Regions from separate parts of the Homo sapiens genome. Here region 2 is linked to region 1. A link is a contact called in ENCODE Hi-C or POLR2A ChIA-PET data. All regions are on one chromosome and are shown on one strand. The core of a region is the stretch at or near the end of the contact, and the rest is flanking DNA. Distances in the headings are between cores, read along the strand shown. Region 1 overlaps SMARCB1 (SWI/SNF related BAF chromatin remodeling complex subunit B1). Region 2 overlaps SLC2A11 (solute carrier family 2 member 11).

Region 1 (5,969 bases), core at 940-3,439:
TTATGAATGTTACCACAATTTTAAAATATTAATCAAGAAAACAAAGTATTGGCCAGGTGTGGTGGCTCATGCCTGTAATCCCAGCACTCTGGGAGGTCGAGGTGGGCAGATCACGAGGTCCAGAGATCGAGACCATCCTGGCTAACGCGGTGAAACCCAGTCTCTGCTATAAAAAATACAAAAAATTAGCCAGGCGTGGTGGCAAGCGCCTGTAGTCCCAGCTACTTGGGAGGCTGAGGTAGGAGAATGGTGTGAACCCAGGAGGCGGAGCTTGCAGTGAGCTGAGATCGCACACTGCAAGCCAGCCTGGGCGACAGAGTGAGACTGCGACACACACACACACACACACACACACACACACACACACCCAAAGTATTTCGGCCAGGTGCGGTGGCTCATGCCTGTAATCCCAGCACTTTGGGAGGCTGAGGTGGGTGGATCACCTGAGGTAAGGAGTTTGAGACCAGACTGACAAATATGGTGAAACCCTGTCTCTACTAAAAATACAAAAATTAGCCTGGCTTAGTGGCGGGCAACTGTAATCCTAGCTACTCAGGAGGCTGAGACAGGAGAATTGCTTGAACCCGGGAGGTGGAGGTTGCAATGAGTCAAGATCGAGCCACTGCACTCCAGCCTGGGCGACACAGTGAGACTGTCTTGACTAACTAAATAAGATATTTAGTTGTTTGTTACTTGGGGGACCACAGAGGAAGTTGCTGGTGATTCCCCCACGTTATTTTCCAAAATCTTAGTAAAGTGCCACGGAGAACCACAGTGGGAAGAAGTCGGCCCAGGCTCCATCTGGTGCACGGGGCAGAGGCATCCCTCAGTCACAGGAGGCATCCCTCCCGAGGCTCCTCGACCCCAAAGACTATTTTCAGGAACCCTTTGTAACATGGCTCTTATTTTTATACATCAATGTTTTCCTAAAATGGAAGCCAAAGGCACAGCATCAGATCTAACCAAACCACTGACCTTTTTAGGGTCATCACATGTGCCAATTTCACCTACTTCTCATATCTTCCTATTTTCAAAGCTCCCCTCACCCTCAAGGCATAGTCTGGCAGTGGCGGCTCAGCACAGCAAGGATTATGCTATAGGCTCTGCAGGGTGCAGGCCTGCGCCCAATCGCCAGCCTCACCATTTCTCAACTGGCCAGTTTGCAACTTCCGCAGGTGATCTCAGCTCTCCACGTGCCCACCTCTTCACCTGTAATATGGCCACTAAGGCAGCATCTTATTGGGTTACTAGGCCCCCCTGGAGCACTCAGCCTGGCCCAGCCAATCAGCTGCCTTCACCTCCTCTAGACCTCCGGGCTTTGCTCAGAGCCTGGCAGTGCCTCAGAGACACCCCCTGAATGTGTCCGGAATATAACACTTTACTATGAGAACTCAGCCTATGCCCTTCCTGGGGGATTGCAGGGAGCAAAGCCAGGTGTTATGACTTTCCAGATGATATGGAACCCAAAGACGGGCTTCTGCTGAGGCCTTGGTGTACCCTCAGTGCTCCATGATGACACCCACCCTGAGGGCCAGGAAGGCTCCAGTGCTGGGTGAGAAGTCACCTACCTTGATGATGACGCGCTGGTCTGACTGGTCCTCCAGGATGCTGTCCGTGGGGTAGGACTCGATCTGCTGTCTGATGGCAGAGGCGATGGCTGGCACAAACGTCAGCGGGTTCAAATCCAGATCGTCACAGAGGATTTCTGAAAACATCTCAGGCGTCATCAACTTCTCTGAAATCAGGAGAGGGAAGGGATGCCAAGAGATTGCACCATGCTTGGGCATGGACCGGCCTCCCTCACCCCTTCTTCTTTGAAGCCAAACATCTCCGGATGCAGGAGAGGACAACCAGGGCACTGGGGGTGGCCTTCCTGGAAACTGGGAGTGGAAGGAGGAAGCACATGACTAGCAGGCCCCCAGCCCTCATCCTGCACAGACCTCCTGCTCCATGCCCTGGGGGTGGTCATGGCCATAAACACTTCCCTCATTCCACTCATAGCTGGGTGGGCGCATGAGATTATCCCAACTAATGAGATGATCCAGGCGAGGCCAGCAAAGGCACATCAAAGCTTGCGTGCCATCTCTCTACTCCCCTCTGTGCTGAACTGGTGGCAGACGTGATGGCACAGAGGCTGGCCCAATACCAGGCCTCATGTGAGCAAAACACACTGTGCCAAGCCACAGCGATTTCCAGGCCTGTGACTGCAGTAGCAGCAGCAGGGCCTCAACAAGGTCACAAGCGTGGAGGTCCCTACAGATCCCGGATCCTGGAAAAGGAATTGTACCAGATGGGAGCTCACAGGGACCATCTGTGGCCAGCCAGACCTCAGCAAGGTCCTCTCAGTCAACATTCTCTCCCTGCTCCACCCAGACCGTACTGACAAGACGCCTTGCAGGAATAAGCTGAAAAAGCCAAGAAAAATTGCCTCAGAGCAGACAGTAGGATTCCATCATCAAGAAGCAGGTCGGCCTAACAGACCACAGCCCCACTATCTCCTCCCTGCCCTAAAGACACGCTGGAGACCAGCATCCTAACAGCCTGCGGGGCAGCAACAGCAGGAACCTCAGGTGCACGGGGTAAACACCCAGTGAATACACTGCCCAGAGCATTTTAAAATTTTTAAGTAATTGTAGATTCATGTACAGATGCAAGAAACAACACAGAGAAATTCCATGCACACTGCGCCCAGTTTCCTCCAAAAAAGACAAGATAGAGGACTGTATCTGTATCCAGTGATTCATCCAGATTGTCACTTCCTTTTACTGCCAAGTGACATTCTGTGGTACGAAGGGGCCTCACTTTAACTATTCACTCACTGAAGGCTATCTAGATCATTTCCAGTTTCCCGCTATTATAAATAAAGCTGCTATGAACATCCACGTGTAGGCTATTGTATAAACATGTCTTCATTTCTCCAGGATAAATGCTCAAGGTACACTGGTTGCATGTTTAGTTTTTTGTTTGTTTTGAGACGGAGTCTCGCTCTGTCGCCCAGGATGGAGTGCAGTGGCGCTATATCGGCTCACTGCAAGCTCCGCCTCCCGGGTTCACGCCATTCTCCTGCTTCAGCCTCCCGAGTAGCTGGGACTACAAGCAGCCACCACCACGCCCAGCTAATTTTTTGTATTTTTAGAAGAGACAGGGTTTCACCATGTTAACCAGGATGGTCTCGATCTCCTGACCTCGTGATCCGCCCGCCTCGGCCTCCCAAAGTGCTGGGATTACAGGTGTGAGCCACCACGCCTGGCCGCATGTTTAGTTTTTAACAGAAATTGCCACACTGTTTTCTAGGGCAGTTTTCCAGCCACTTTACATTCCCATCAGCAGCTTGTGAGTGACCCAGTTCCTCCACATCCTCGCCAGCATCTGATGCTGTCACCACTTTTTAAAGATGTGGAATAACAGTGTAATTTTAATCTGCATTTCCCTAAGGCTAACAATGTGGAAAAGCTTTTCAATGTTTATTTGCCACCTATATAACTTCTTTAGTGAAATTTCTCTTCCTGTCTTTTGCCTTTTTTTTTTTTTTTTGAGACGGAGTTTTGCTCTTGTTGCCCAGGCTGGAGCGCAACGGCGTGATCTTGGCTCACAGCAACCTCGGCCTCCTGGGTTCAAGCAATTCTCCTGACTCAGCCTCCCAAGTAGCTGGAATTACAGGCATGCGCCACCATGCCCGGCTAATTTTGTATTTTTAGTAGAGACGAGGTTTCTCCACGTTGGTCAAGCTGGTCTCAAACTCCTGACCTCAGGTGATCCGCCCACCTCAGCCTCCCAAAGTGCTGGGATTACAGGCGTGAGCCACTGTGCCCAGCCTTTTTTGTTGTTGTTGCTTTTTTGGGACAGAGTTTCACTCTTGTTGCCCAGGATGGATTGCAACAGCGTGATCTCGGCTCACAGCAACCTCTGCCTTCCAGGTTCAAGCGATTCTCCTGCCTCACCCGCCCGAGTAGCTGGGGTTACAGGCATGCGCCACCACGCCCAGCTAATTGTGTATTTTTAGTAGAGACGAGGTTTCTCCATCTTGGTCAGGCTGGTCTCGAACTCGTGATCTCAGGTGATCTGCCCACCTCAGCCTCCCGAAGTGCTAGGATTACAGACGTAAGCCACTGTGCCAGCCTACTTGCCTATGATTGTCTAATTGCTCCAGTGCCATTTTGTTGAATGAGCTGTCTTTCCTCCATTGAATCACATTTGCATCTTTGTAAAAATCAGGAGGGCACGTTTGTGTGGGTCTGTTTCTGGATTCTCAATTCTGTTCCATCACGGTATGTCACTCCACCAATACCACACAGCCTTGATTATCGTAGCTATATAGTAAGCCTTGAGATTGGGTAGAATGATTACTCCCACTTTACTGTTTTTCAAAATTGCTGGCCGGGTGTGGTGGCTCATGCCTGTAATCCCAGCACTTTGGGAGGCTGAGACAGGCGGACTGCCTGAGCTCAGGAGTTTGAGACCAACCTGGCCAACATGGTAATACCCTGTCTCTACTAAAAATACAAAAATTAGCCAGGCATGGTGGCGGGCACCTGTAATCCCACCTACTCGGGAGACTAAGGCAGGAGAAACGCTTGAAACCGGAAGGTGGAGGTTACAGTGAGCAGAGATCATGCCACTGCACTCCAGCCTGGGCAAAAGAGCAAAACTCCATCTCAAAAAAAAATAATAATAATAATAAATAAATTGCTTTAGCTATTTTAGTTTCTTTGCCTTTCCATATAAATCTTAGAACCATCTTATCTACAAAAAAAATCTTGCTGGGATTTTCACAGAAATTGCATTAAATCTGTATATCAATTTGGGGAAAACTGACATCATCTTGAGTCTTTTAATCCATGAATATGATATGTCTACTTATTTAGGTCTTCCTTCATTACTTTCGTCAGTGTTTTATAGTTTTTGGTATATAAGTCCTGTAAATGTTTTGTTGGATTTATACCTAAGTATTCCTTTTTTTATTGAGTGATGATAAATGGTAATGTATTTTTAATTTGTGTCTAGGTACTCATTAATGGCATATAGAAATAAAATGGATTTCTGCATGTTTACCTTGTATCCCTTGTATCTTGTGACCCTGGGGAATTCAGTTATTAGTTCTCCAAGTTTTCTGTAGATCCCTTGGGATTTTCTACACGGACAATCATGTCATCTGCAAATAGGATTTTATTTCTTCCTTTCCAATCTACACGTCTTTTATTTCCTTTTCTCAGCTTACTGGATTAGCTAGAACTTCCAACACTATGTTGAATAAGAATAGTGACAGCAGACATATTTGGCTTGTTCCTGGTCTCTGGCAGAAAGCATGCAACCTTTCACTATTAAATGCTAGCAACAGAAGGCCAGGCTCTGTGGCTCACGCCTGTAATCCCAGCACTTTGGGAGGCCGAGGCGGGTGGATCACATGGTCAGGAGTTCGAGACATTCCTGGCTAACACTGTGAAACCCCGTCTCTACTAAAAATACAAAAAGTTAGCTGGGTGTGGTGGCAGGGCACCTGTAGTCCCAGCTATCAGGGAGGCTGAGGCAGGAGAATGGTGTGAATCCAGGAGGCAGAGTTTGCAGTGAGCTGAGATCATGCCACTGCACTCCAGCCTAGACAACAGAGCAATACTCCGTCTAAAAAAAAAAAAAAAAAATAGCAACAGGACTTTTTGTACTAAATAGATGCTCTTTACTAAATGGAGGAAGTTTCCTGCTATTATTTTTCTGAGCATTTTTATCATCAGGTGTTGAGTTCTACAAAATGCTTTTTCTGTATCAACTGATCTGATCCTGTGATTTTTCTTCATTAGTGTGTTAATATGGTGGATTACATTGATTGAGCTTCAAATATTGACCCAGCCTTCCATCCCTGCAATAAATCCCACTTGGTCACAGTATATAATTATTTCTATATATTGCTGAATTCTATTTCGCAATATTTTGCTAAGGATTTTGCATCTTTAGTCATAAAGGATATTGGTCTG
Region 2 (5,969 bases), core at 1,314-3,813, 62 kb before region 1:
ATGGGCTCAGTGAACTTATGGACTTGAGCAAAGAAAACTCCAAATGTTGAAAGCATGAACTGGTTGCTGTTAGATGCATATTCTAAGCTTGCTGTAAGACATGAAGAATTAGCTCAGAAAATAACTGGCCAGTTTGCAAGCAGAATTCAGAGGCAACAAAATTTAATTAAACGTAGCATATTTCAGAAACACTGGGTTAGTTGAAAACAACAACAAAAAATGTTTTCTCGCCTCTATCCTCTCCAGCTAGCAAAAGAATCCCAAATTAAGTAACAGCCTGTGAGCAAAGATCAAATCCAGAGCACTGCCAGGAAGCCATGGACTCATAGTAAAGATCAAATCAAGGGTATAGCTTAAAGCAGTGCCTCACAGACCCTCACAACTAGAAAAGGGGGCATTTAGGAGGCTTGAGGGCGTTGATTCACGGTAGCCTGACATACCCTAAATACCAGCAATTAGGCCTTGGGAGAGAAGCCTGTCTCAAAAATAATTGTGAGCGTGGTTTGTTGACACATGAAAAAACCTCGAATACATAGAAAATTCACATCATTTTTGAGAAAGTTGTATTGGCAAAAGCTCTGCCAGTTTGGACAAAAAAAAGACCAGGACAATTTGAAATATAAAGACTTCTGTGCCCCAACTTTGTTTTCTTTTCTTTTCTTTTTTTTTTTTTTTTTTTTGAGATGGAGTCTCACTCTGTCACCAGGCTGGAGTGCAGTGTGCACTGGCACAATCTTGGCTCACTGCAACCTCCGCCTCTCGGGTTCAAGCAATTCTCCTGCCACTGCAACCTCCGCCTCTCGGGTTCAAGCAATTCTCCTGCCTCAGCCTCCCTAGTAGCTGGGACTACAGGTACGTGCCACCATACCCAGCTAATTTTTGTATTGTTAGTAGAGATGGGGTTTCACCATGTTGGCCAGGCTGGTCTTGATGTCTTGACCTCGTGATCTGCCCGCCTCAGCCTCCCTGGGATTACAGGCGTGAGCTGGCGCCCAGCCTGCCCCAACTCTCTATAGGCAGGAAGGAGGCTGAGAAATTTGCTCAACCATCAAAAGCAGCACATTGTGCAACGCCCTCTTCAGAAGGAATCAAGGAAGGTGAAAGAAAAGGAAAAACATCTCAGAGGGTAGACCCAAGAAGCATGGAGAGCCACGCATAGTGGTGTGTGCCTAGAGTCCCAGCTACTCAGGAGGCTGAGACAGGAGGATCGCCTGGGCCCAGGAGCTCTGGGTTGTAGTACGCTAGGCAGATCAGGTGTCTGCACTAAGTTCAGCATCAATATAGTGACATCCCAGGAGCAGGGACCACCAGGCTGCCTAAGGAGGAATGCACTGGCCCAGGTTGGAAATGGGACAGTTCAAAACTCCCATGCTAGCCAGATACAATGGCTCATGCCTATAATCCACGCACTTTGGGAGGCCAAGGGGGGAGGATCATTTGATCTCAGGAGTTTGAGACCTGCCCAGGCAAAGAGGTGAAACTCCATCTTTACAAAAAATACAATAATAAAAAAAAATTAGCCAAGCGTGGTGGCACGGGCCAGTAGTCCCAGCTACTCAGGAGGCTGAGGTGGGAGAATTGATTGGGCCTGGGAGGTGGAGGTTGCAGTGAGCTGAGATCACACCACTCCAGCCTGGGCGACAGAGTGAGACCCTGTCCCAAACAAAACCAAAAAAACAAGAACAAAAAAGAAGAAAACTTCCGTGCTGATCAACAATGGCGTCATGCCTATGAACAGCCACAGCACTCCAGCCTGGACAAGCGAGAACCTGTCTCTAAAAGATAAAAAAAATAAAAAAAATAAAAGAACCATGGCCTGGGGTGCCCTTCATAGGGGGTAGGGGACAGAGCTGGAACTTGAACAAAGAATACTCCCTACCCCCAAGGCAGGGGACATGGCCATATTTTCCTAGGGGCGCTTCAGAATTGTTATAGATTAGTGACTGCACTGTGCCTGCCTTGCTTCCTCGTTTTTGAAATGAGAGCATTAATTTTGGTTACCTCATCTTACTTTTTACCATTGCATGCTGAGTGTGGGAAGGGAAGAAGACTCATCTTTCTAGATCCTAGGTTTCTGGATCAAGAAAAGGCCCATATAGACTTAATGTGGCGTAAGATCTGGGACTTCAAGCCCGATGCCATGATTGGATGAGACTTTGGGGGATCCTGGGATGGGACTGAACACATTTTGCACAGAGGAGAGACATAAGTAATAATTGCGGCCATGGTGACAGAGAAGAGTACACTAATGGGCCCCGGTCTTCACCCCTCCTTAAATCCACAGCCCTTGCGATGGGAGAGGATATGCCATCAATTTTCCCATCCCTTGACTTGGGATTTGGCAGTATGACTGACTCGCTTTGGCCAATGGAATGTTAATGGCACGAGGGAACCAAAGGTTTGGAAAGCGCTTATGCAACTGGATTTGCTTTCTTGTTTCTCTGCCATCACCATGCTATTCCTAGGCTAACTCGTTGGTACCAAAAGTGAGAGGACAGAAAGTGCAGCAAAGCTGAATGGCTCCAGTCCAGACCAGCCTAGACCGGCCAACCAGCAGCTGAACCTCACCACTGCCCCCCTCCCCCGCCCCACACTGTGAACTAGCCCAGCTGAGATCAGCAGAGCTGTGCAGCCAGCCAGGCAAGTACATGAATAAAAGAAGCAGTAAATAATTGTTGCTTTAAAGCAGAAATGTTGCGATTGTTCCTTAGGCATTCTTACTGTAGCCAAAGTTAACTGATATAAGATGACCATCACCCAGTTGGCACTGGGTAGGTGAGGTCTTGCACAGGTGTTTCACCGTGTGTGTGCGCGTGTGTTTCTCCGCACCGCTCTGGAGTTCTTGAGTAACAGTGGCTAGGTCTGATCCATTCTGCTGCCTGGCAGTTAGGACAACCACTTGATAGAGTTCTGATTGAAGGCAGGTATAGGCAGATCATGAAATTGAGGCACAAAGAGAGGGATAGCTTTTCCTTGATAAATGAAACCTATGAAATGGGGACCCGTATACTCTGGGGAGATGCATCCCTTGGTCAAGGGCAGTCTGGGAGCCCAAGGACAGAGACTCACCTGCCAGGCAGGCCTCGGTGTCTCCACAGTCAATGAGGAGGTAGCGCGGGCTTTCAGGGAGCAGAGGCAGGGAGGCGAGCTGGAGCGCCCCGGGCACCAGGCAGCTGGCCAGCAGCAGGGGCCAGGCCTGAGGGCCACCTAGGAGCTCCCTAAGGAGGCAGAGGAGAGGCCAGGCCAGATGCCTCTTTGCCAGAGTCCTACCACCCTGCTCTCCTGCCCACCTACACACCTCCCTGCAGGGAGTCTGCAATTGCCCCGTGCCTCTTCCTATCCAAGTCTGGGTCTGAACATCAAGATCCCTCCCACCCAGGTTGGGACCAAGAGAGGACAGGGCCACTGCCCCACCTCATCCCTAGCAACTCCTCTTCCCAAGGGTCCAGGCTCTGCCTTCTCCTCTTTTTTCTGGAATGACTGGAACACGTTTGTCTTTGAAAGCCCAAATCTTCACCCTCTCCTCTGTGAAGACCTGTTCTTTGCTCCCTGACCTGGAGAGGATGGGAAAAGGTGATTCACATTGCAGTGTGTTGACTGATACCCATTTCGTGAATTGGCAGCAGAGATGTGGATAGAGGATTCGATGCCTTCATGCAAAGCAATAATGCTTTAATCTACTAGTGGGTAGGGGAGACATTTAGGTGAAGAAACGCTTTTACTGGTATCTCCGAAATACTCAATGCATGTGGGGGAGGGGTGCTTACCTGAGTCCGACCACCTGTCCCATCACGATCCCCAGAGCCGTAAAGATGGCTGAGCTCATGGCCACAGCTCCTCGGAGCTCCTTAGGGGCGCTCTCCCCCAGGTACATGGGCTGGATGTTCATGCTCACACCTGGACGTGTGCACAGCAGAGGCACGTCAGCCACCAGCTGGGACCCCCACTCCACGACACCCAGCCTGTCTCCCCTGCCCCACTCAGCACTGTCCAGCCACTCAACTGGATCCTGGCACTGAGGGCTGATCCCTCACCCCCCACACTCAGGGGTTCTGCTTCACCTGATGAAGGGCCAACAGGATCCCAACTCTACTCTTCAGAACTTCTGAGGGAGGGCTTTCTCAGATCCGCTCCCATCCTGGTCCCTGGCCACAGTACCACATGTTCATGGGCTCTTCCTAGGTCCCATCACTGGGACCCGAGTGTGAAGGACTCTGACGGGGCTGTGCGGGGGGGTGGGAGGAGGAAGGTAGGACCACATCCTGGATGCCTACCAGCTGTCCCAGCACTCATGTCAATTCCTTCATTGATCACTACAGCTGCTCTCACCTCACCCTGGCTCCCCCAGGGAAGACCCTGGCACCTACACTGCCCTCAGGAAAACAGAGAGCTGGAGAGCACCCCAGCGCCCTCCCAGAGGGTGACAAATGGCAAAAGCTAAGAGGCCACTGTGTTGTGGTGTCACGCCCCTGGGAATGCAGTATGCCCTCCCTGACCTAGGGGTTCTCCCATCAAGGTCCTGCCCCTCTATCTACGAGTTGGGCAAAGATAACTGGAAGGAAGGCAGCTATGCTGATTGCCAAGGAGTCTCGGAGGTGCCCCTGCTCTTCCTACAAACATTTAGCTGGGGATTCCTTCTCTGATGGGTACTTGGGACATGAAGACAAAGTCTGACCTGGTTCCTTTCCCCTGGATCGTGGGCTACTCTTAGTAACTCACTTCTAATGAGCAGAATAATGGTGTATGACCTCTGGAATTAGGACATAAAAAGCACCTGGACTTCTCCTTGTGCATGCCCTCTCTCTGTCTCCCTGTCTCCCTCTCTCTCCCTCCCCTCCTCACCCCCTCAGATCACTCTGGAAGAAGCCAGCTGCCATGTTGTGAAGATCCTCAAGCAGCTCTGTGGAGAGCCCCCCAAAGTGGGCAGCTGAGACCTCCTGCCAATGGCACGTGAGGGAGCATCTTGGAAGTGGATCCTCCAGCCCCAGCCAACCCTTCTGATGTCTGCAGCCCTGACAGCTTGAGCACAGCCCCGTCAGAGACCCCAAGCCAGAGCCACCTACCTAAGACATTCCTGGGTTCCTGGCCCACAGAAACTGTGAGATTATAAATGTTGATTATTTTAAGTCACTTAATTTTGGGGTTATTTGTTTCACACAAATAGATAACTAATATAGATAGCATCATATAGATAACATCACCACTGGGCTGTATAAACAGTAGGGCGTCAAGAGATGACTTGTTGGTTGGAGCCCCTAAAAACCCAGGTGGATGTGCTCAAAATTCTGCTCTCTCACATGAAAAGCCCCAGAAATCGAGGAGTACCTAACAGGCCATTCTGCTTCTGAGAGAAGATCAGAAAACTCATCCTATATCCCTTTACACGTTGGCTACCAGGAAGCTCATGGCTTAGAGTGTTACTCAAACATGGGACCTGTATTAGTGTTAAGTTTGGAGATGCTTATTCCCCCACCCCTACACAACTTTTCCATTGTTCTGTACCTACTTTAAATATCTAGTTATATGAGCCCTTTAAGATAAACTATACTACATCCTTTTGTGACAAAGGTAGGCATAAATAAAAAATAAATGAATGAATAAAGGGAGGAAATGAAGGAAGAAATGAAATAAAAGGAATTAATGAATTTATTAATTAATAGGCATAGAGAGGCAGGATGAGAAGCCCCCACCCCATACCTGCATTGACTCCCACGAGCAGTCTTCCCAGCATGATCATCTCAAAGGAGCCTGCTTTGCGGCTGAATCCAAACAGGATTGCTGCTGACACCACAAAGATGTTATTCACCAGGAGGGACTTCTTCCTTGGGGGAAGTGAAACACACAGAAAGAGAGGCTGTGATTCAGTCCAGCGGGACCATCCCTGGGGACCACTCTTTGCAACTGTAACAAGCCTTAATTAGACACACACACAAATGTATGTAGTATGCCATTAACTACTTTGAGTCCTG

Evidence for each region. A loop is a pair of places that touch in the nucleus more often than their neighbours do. ChIA-PET counts read pairs that join two places held with the same protein, here RNA polymerase II (POLR2A).
Region 2: a map of endothelial cell of hepatic sinusoid shows a loop between it and region 1 (6-fold over the local background). The contact joins two enhancer-like sites. A Hi-C loop is called at or near these places in 1 of 168 maps with a recorded cell type or tissue (endothelial cell of hepatic sinusoid). POLR2A ChIA-PET finds 5 or more read pairs at or near these places in 4 of 52 experiments (H1, Panc1, activated CD4-positive, alpha-beta T cell and 1 more).

The regions. Positions count from the first base shown.
Region 1 is chr22:23,812,536-23,818,504 of GRCh38, reverse strand. SMARCB1 (SWI/SNF related BAF chromatin remodeling complex subunit B1) reads right to left here. Exons shown (of 9, transcript NM_003073.5): 6 at 1,569-1,735. Among named protein-coding and RNA genes, the nearest start is that of DERL3, 23 kb to the left of the region's middle. RefSeq lists enhancers at 1,572-2,073, 2,074-2,575. Within about 2 kb of position 2,189, at least 5 of the 41 ENCODE cell types and tissues checked have a DNase peak (open chromatin) inside an H3K27ac peak, as active enhancers do.
Region 2 is chr22:23,874,970-23,880,938 of GRCh38, reverse strand. It overlaps SLC2A11 (solute carrier family 2 member 11), which reads right to left. Exons shown (of 12, transcript NM_001024939.4): 4 at 5,698-5,822; 5 at 3,768-3,897; 6 at 3,070-3,218. It also overlaps the pseudogene RN7SL268P. Among named protein-coding and RNA genes, the nearest start is that of MIF, 16 kb to the left of the region's middle. Within about 2 kb of position 2,563, at least 3 of the 41 ENCODE cell types and tissues checked have a DNase peak (open chromatin) inside an H3K27ac peak, as active enhancers do.